Linked DNA regions of Homo sapiens: region 2 is linked to region 1. The links are chromatin loops, found by intact Hi-C in ENCODE. Cell type or tissue: heart left ventricle. All regions are shown on one strand.

Region 1 (2,500 bases):
TATCTAGGTTTACCTGGTGCATAGTGATACCCAAATAATAATTGCTGATTGAATAAATGAATTCAGTAATTACTGAATGTAAGAGGGCACTACTAGAGGAGACAGATTTGGGCTATAAGTATTTCCATTTATTTTATCCCATGGAACTAATAAGACATATAAGCAGTTTGCCCATATATGAAAATTCTTCAGTTGCTCTCTGTGACCTCTGATCTCTCCTGCCTTTTATAATTTTCTTGTCTCCTGGGCTTTCAAGCTGTCAGATACCACATCTTCCTGTGGTCAATGTGTCCTCTTCTGTTACTGGATTTGAAATTGGGTAAACCAGGATTGTCACAATGAACAGACCACCTAACTTCTGTAAACCTCACTGCCCTAATTTGTAAAATCTATATACAAACTACCCTACTTGACTCAAAGAAATGATCATGAGACTCATGTCAAACATGTACACAGACAAGGTGTACAACAATGCTTAGTAAAAAGGGATATAAGTGAGGGCTATTGTTATTTTGTTCATAACCTGTGGCTTCGAACTAATGTGGCTAGAAATACCTTAAAATAAGCTCTGAGGGAGGCTCAAAGGTGCTCTTTTTTTTTTTTTTTTTTTTTTTGAGATGGAGTCTGGCTCTATTGCCCAGGCTGGAGTGCAGTGGCGCGATCTCAGCTCACTGCAAATTCCGCCTCCCGGGTTCACACCACTCTCCTGCCTCAGCCTCCTAAGGGTGCTCTCTTAAAAATAAAGCTTAATGCATCGTTGTTGGGACATTTTATGTGCCAACTCTGGTTTTCTGATTTCTTGCCTCCTGGTTTGGGGGACAAAGATTATAAATTATGTCATGTGAATTACCTCTCAATCTTACTCTCTGACTGGTTAAATATATGATGATCAGTGCAATGACATATTATTAAGCAAGTTGTAAAACAGTATACATAGGATACAATCTCATTTTATGTAAAAAGAGACAATAGCTCATCTCTTCCCCCCCTTCCATTATATAATGGAGTATTCATTCATGGGAAAAAAATCAAATGGATTTTTTCACTCATTGAAAAAAGTTAAAATAGATTATATATCTTTATTTATTTAACAAAAAATCATGTAATTATAAGGCCATGATTGCAAAGTTAATTAAATGATTGGGGCAAGCTTCAGAAGCCAGTCCTTTCTGGCCCTGGTTGCAGTTTTGGCGCCACCTGGTGGCAGTTATCTATTCTGACTTTAATCAATGGGTACAATTCTAGTTGGAACTTCCAAGATAGCGACAGCAACTCATGGATTCTTCTGGTTAGTTAGTTAGCACCCATTTCAGTAGCCTGGTCTGGAGAGATGAGGCTAGAATTCTGGGGATAAGGGAGTTTTCCTGCCAAGACCTCACTTGCTGAGATGAGGTTGTCTACTGTTTACTTACTTTACCTCTCCCTGCCCTTTTACTAAGTCTCCCTCTTGCAAAAGGGAAGCTATCCTCATTTGAAAATGTGGTGGACAAAGAACAGCAGCAGCTGCTTGACAATCACATTATATCTAAATTCACCTAATTCAAGGGTGTTGCTTTACATAGTCACATACACAAAAATACATTTGAACATCCACAGCAAATGTTTAAAAGGATGTATTATCCAATGACAGTGGGGTATTTTGTGGCGAATAAGGTGGGAGAAGGAAAAAAGATGAGAATGGGAAAAGTTTGGTTTTTCTTATTGATACGCTTCTGTACTGTTTGAAAATTTTTAATAAGATACATATATCTGTAGATACATAATCCACCAAAAAGCCAATTAATCTAATTCTCATAATTTTACTGTGAATTTTGTCAAAATTTGTTTCAATGTGGCTTACCTCCAGCCATTCATTCAGCCTTGTCACTGCAGTTTTGTTCACCCAACCTGTCAATTTCATGGTTTATATTTCAGATGTCTAGCATTTCTTAAATGCTCAACGTCTGTGGAAATGGGTGAGCTTTCTTTTAAATACAATTTACTGTGTTCTTATTTGGCTTTTGCTAATTGGCAAAATGGTATATTGTCTTTCTACAAATTTACCTACAGTCAACTTGGACTCTCAAAATCCACAGCTAGGCGGGGCACAGTGGCTCACACCTGTAACCCTGGTACTTTGGGAGGCCGATGCAGGTGGATCACAAGGTCAGGAGTTCAAGACCAGCCTGGCCAGCATGGCGAAACCCTGTCTCTATTAAAAATACAAAAATTAGGCATGGTGGCACACATCTGTAATCCCAGCTAGTCAGGAGGCTGAGGCAGGAGAATTGCTTGAACCCAGGAGGTGGAGGCTGCAGTGAGCCAAGATCATGCCACTGCACTCCAGCCTGGGCAACAGAGCAAGACTCCATCTCAGAAAAAAAAAAAAAAAAACCCACAGCTAATAGGAGCAGATAAATTGGCTTGTTATGGATCTATCAACATCATCAGAAGCACAGTAGTTTCCTCCTCTCAGGAGATAGGTATATCCTTTTAGAACAGTTTATGAAATAATAACATA
Region 2 (2,500 bases), 330 kb before region 1:
TTCTCACTGTCCTAGTGCTAAAATGCCAAGATCTTAAGGAACAAAGAATTTCTTTAGAGCCCTCTGCAGAGACCTTTCTGAAATCAGCTCTCCAGGGAGGCAATCATGTTAGTTTTCATTAAAGTCCTAGTGGTGAGAAAACAGCAAGACAGTTTAAGGACCAGACTGGCAGATTTTTCTTAACAGCAGGATTCTTTGGGCCTCCTGTGCTTTCTTGCTCCAACCTCTCCTGTGTTCTGGAGCCTCCAAGAAGGAGAGATCACTTTTAAGAGGGACCCGAAAGAAAGGGTCAAACATGAGCAGGAGGAAAGTGTGTGGGAGGAGATGCTCCAGGTAGAAGGCTCAGCTTAAGTTCAGGTACAGAGCTAGAGTGGGAGAGACATTCTGTTGGGTGATCCTTATTAGCCAGGGCATGCTGGGTTACACAGCCATGGAGAGTTAGTTTGGAGGGCAATAGGGAGCCAGTGAAGTTTTCTGCATAGATTAAAGTTGTAAAAAAGGAAGAATAATACAGCGGTGGTTTGAAGGATTGATTTGGTCCAAGGGAGAGGACAGTGGGAGGCGATATGGGCCACAGGAATGGGTCCTGATCGGATGTAGGAGAAGAGGTCAGGCCTAGGGAACGGTCTTCCATTAGAACAGGTAGAGGGAGGAGGCACAGGTTTAGGCGAAAGGGAGGAGGATGATGATTTGATTTTTTTTTCCAGGTCCTTGGCTCTCCTAAGACTCATAAAAGCCGCTCCAGCGGCTAAGGAAGTTCTGTGCAAAGCCTGTAGTTTCTAGTTGTGAAGATCTTCAGGTTTGCTTGAGCAATGAAAGAGTACTGGATTTGGAGTCCGCAGTCCTGGATGGCCACCATTACCAGCAAAAGGAGTATTTCCGGAGCCTGGCACAACGCTGGGCACATTGATGGGGCTCAATGAATATGTATTAAATGAACGAGTGACAGAACAGATTCGAGACTTGGTGCTGCCATCTACTACAGAGACCTTGATCGTGTCCTTTATCTGCCGTGAACCTCAGTTTCCATATCTGTCAACCAGGGGTGGTTCCCTGGGGTAGTGTGAGAGTAAATTCCCGCCGCCTGAGGTGTGCAGAGTTCCCGCCCTTCCCGGAGCCGGGCGCCCCAGGAGCGCTCTCTCTGGCTCCCGCCAGAAAGGATGGCTCCTAGGGGTCAGGGCCAGGGGTCTGGGAAGGGGTCGCGCCGCCAGCAGCCAGCTCCGGGGGAGGCGGCCGGGTCCTCGCTCCGCGCCCGCCTTCCCCGCGCGGCAGGAGCCGGGGGCGGGCCCGGCACAGGCCGCTCCCCCGCCCGGCCGCCCGCGGTGGCGCTAGCGGCCTCTCACCCGGGGCGGGCGAGTTCTGGGAAAGCCCGGCCCAGGGCGGGGGCCCCGCTGCCGCCCGCGCAGCCGCCGCTGTCCGGGCAGCGCGCACATCTCGGCGGGAGCGGACTGTGAACGGCGCGGGTCCACACGGTAACGCTGGGCAACGTGGGCAACGCGGCGGGCGGCGGGCTCGCGCGGCGGGAGGGGCAGCGGCGGCGCGCCCGGGCTCTACCTCCCGGGCTCTGCCTCCCGGGCTCTGCCTCTCGGGCACTTGCCTGGCTCCTGCGCGTTCCTGGGCATCGGCTCTGCAGCTGACACACAGTAGCGGGGACACCCGACGCCGCTAGCGACAGGCGCGCGGACGGCTGGTCCCAGAGGGACGCTGCGCTTGGGGACGCCGGCGAGACTCGCCAGGAGCCAAGAGGTGAGGAAGCGACTCTGTAGCTCGGTTCCTGAGGACTGGAGAAAGGGAAGGATGGGCTGGTTCTCTCCCAAGGCAGTCGACCCGCCTAAGGGAGCAGCCCGACTCCGCGTACCTGGCGGAAAAGTGTCCTCGCGCTCCCGGGGGACCCGAGGCGGGCGGTCCTCCAGGGCATGCAGGCCGCCCTCGCAGGGGCTAAAGGACACCCTGCCAGTGCCTTCACTCCAGACGCCTGCCTCAGGTCGCCCCTTCGTGTTGTGAATACGGTGTGGAGGTGGCCAGTGCAAAGAAAAACGTAAGCTCTTTTTGTGGCGGTACTTAGCAGCGGTATTTCAAGGAAAGTGCTCAAGAGATTGTTCCTGGAGAGATTTGTGTACATCAAGTCCTAGAAAATACAATATTGGACCAGGTCCCGCTCTAACTGATAACTAGAATAGCTAGCTTTGCCTTCAAGTCCTTTAATGCTACAGTAATAAATACACTAGAGCAAGAAGTCTTCTGTCGTGGCGAATGTTAGGTGCACAGCGTAAATTTGTGGAAGCTTTCGCCCCTCGCTCTGTATTTAAGCCATCAGACACTGAGTTCAGCCGACTTAACCAATTATTCAGTGTAAGACTCATTTAGTGATTAATCAGTGTCATTTTAAATAGTGAGTTCCCTGAATACCTGTTAAGTAGGATTCACGTCTTCGAAAAGTTTTATTTGCACGAAGGTCATAATTTCAGTTGCATTATGCAAAATTTGCCCGTAGGTCTTT

The links. Hi-C counts contacts between places; a loop is a spot of excess contacts. Peaks named below come from ENCODE experiments on the same cell type or tissue, not always from the same donor. Only the 100,000 strongest peaks of a DNase experiment are listed, where the experiment ranks them.
Region 2: a loop joins it to region 1, with 5 times the contacts of the local background. A loop is called at or near these places in 7 of 110 quality-filtered maps.

What each region holds. Positions count from the first base shown.
Region 1 is chr10:94,319,274-94,321,773 of GRCh38, forward strand. The region is part of intron 29 of PLCE1 (phospholipase C epsilon 1); the gene reads left to right. It also overlaps a transcript of NOC3L not described here. Among named protein-coding and RNA genes, the nearest start is that of PLCE1-AS1, 33 kb to the left of the region's middle. In heart left ventricle, CTCF peaks have their summits at 1,193 (motif pointing left) and 1,394; a DNase peak (open chromatin) is centred at 1,188.
Region 2 is chr10:93,992,513-93,995,012 of GRCh38, forward strand. PLCE1 (phospholipase C epsilon 1) reads left to right here and starts at 1,419. Exons shown (of 33, transcript NM_016341.4): 1 at 1,419-1,746. It overlaps LOC105378438 (a long non-coding RNA gene), which reads left to right. Exons shown (of 4, transcript XR_946215.2): 4 at 708-1,207. RefSeq lists a silencer at 1,233-1,522. In heart left ventricle, no CTCF peak of the experiment used is centred here; DNase peaks (open chromatin) are centred at 1,529 and 1,919; H3K4me3 peaks cover 1,965 bases; H3K27ac peaks cover 1,866 bases.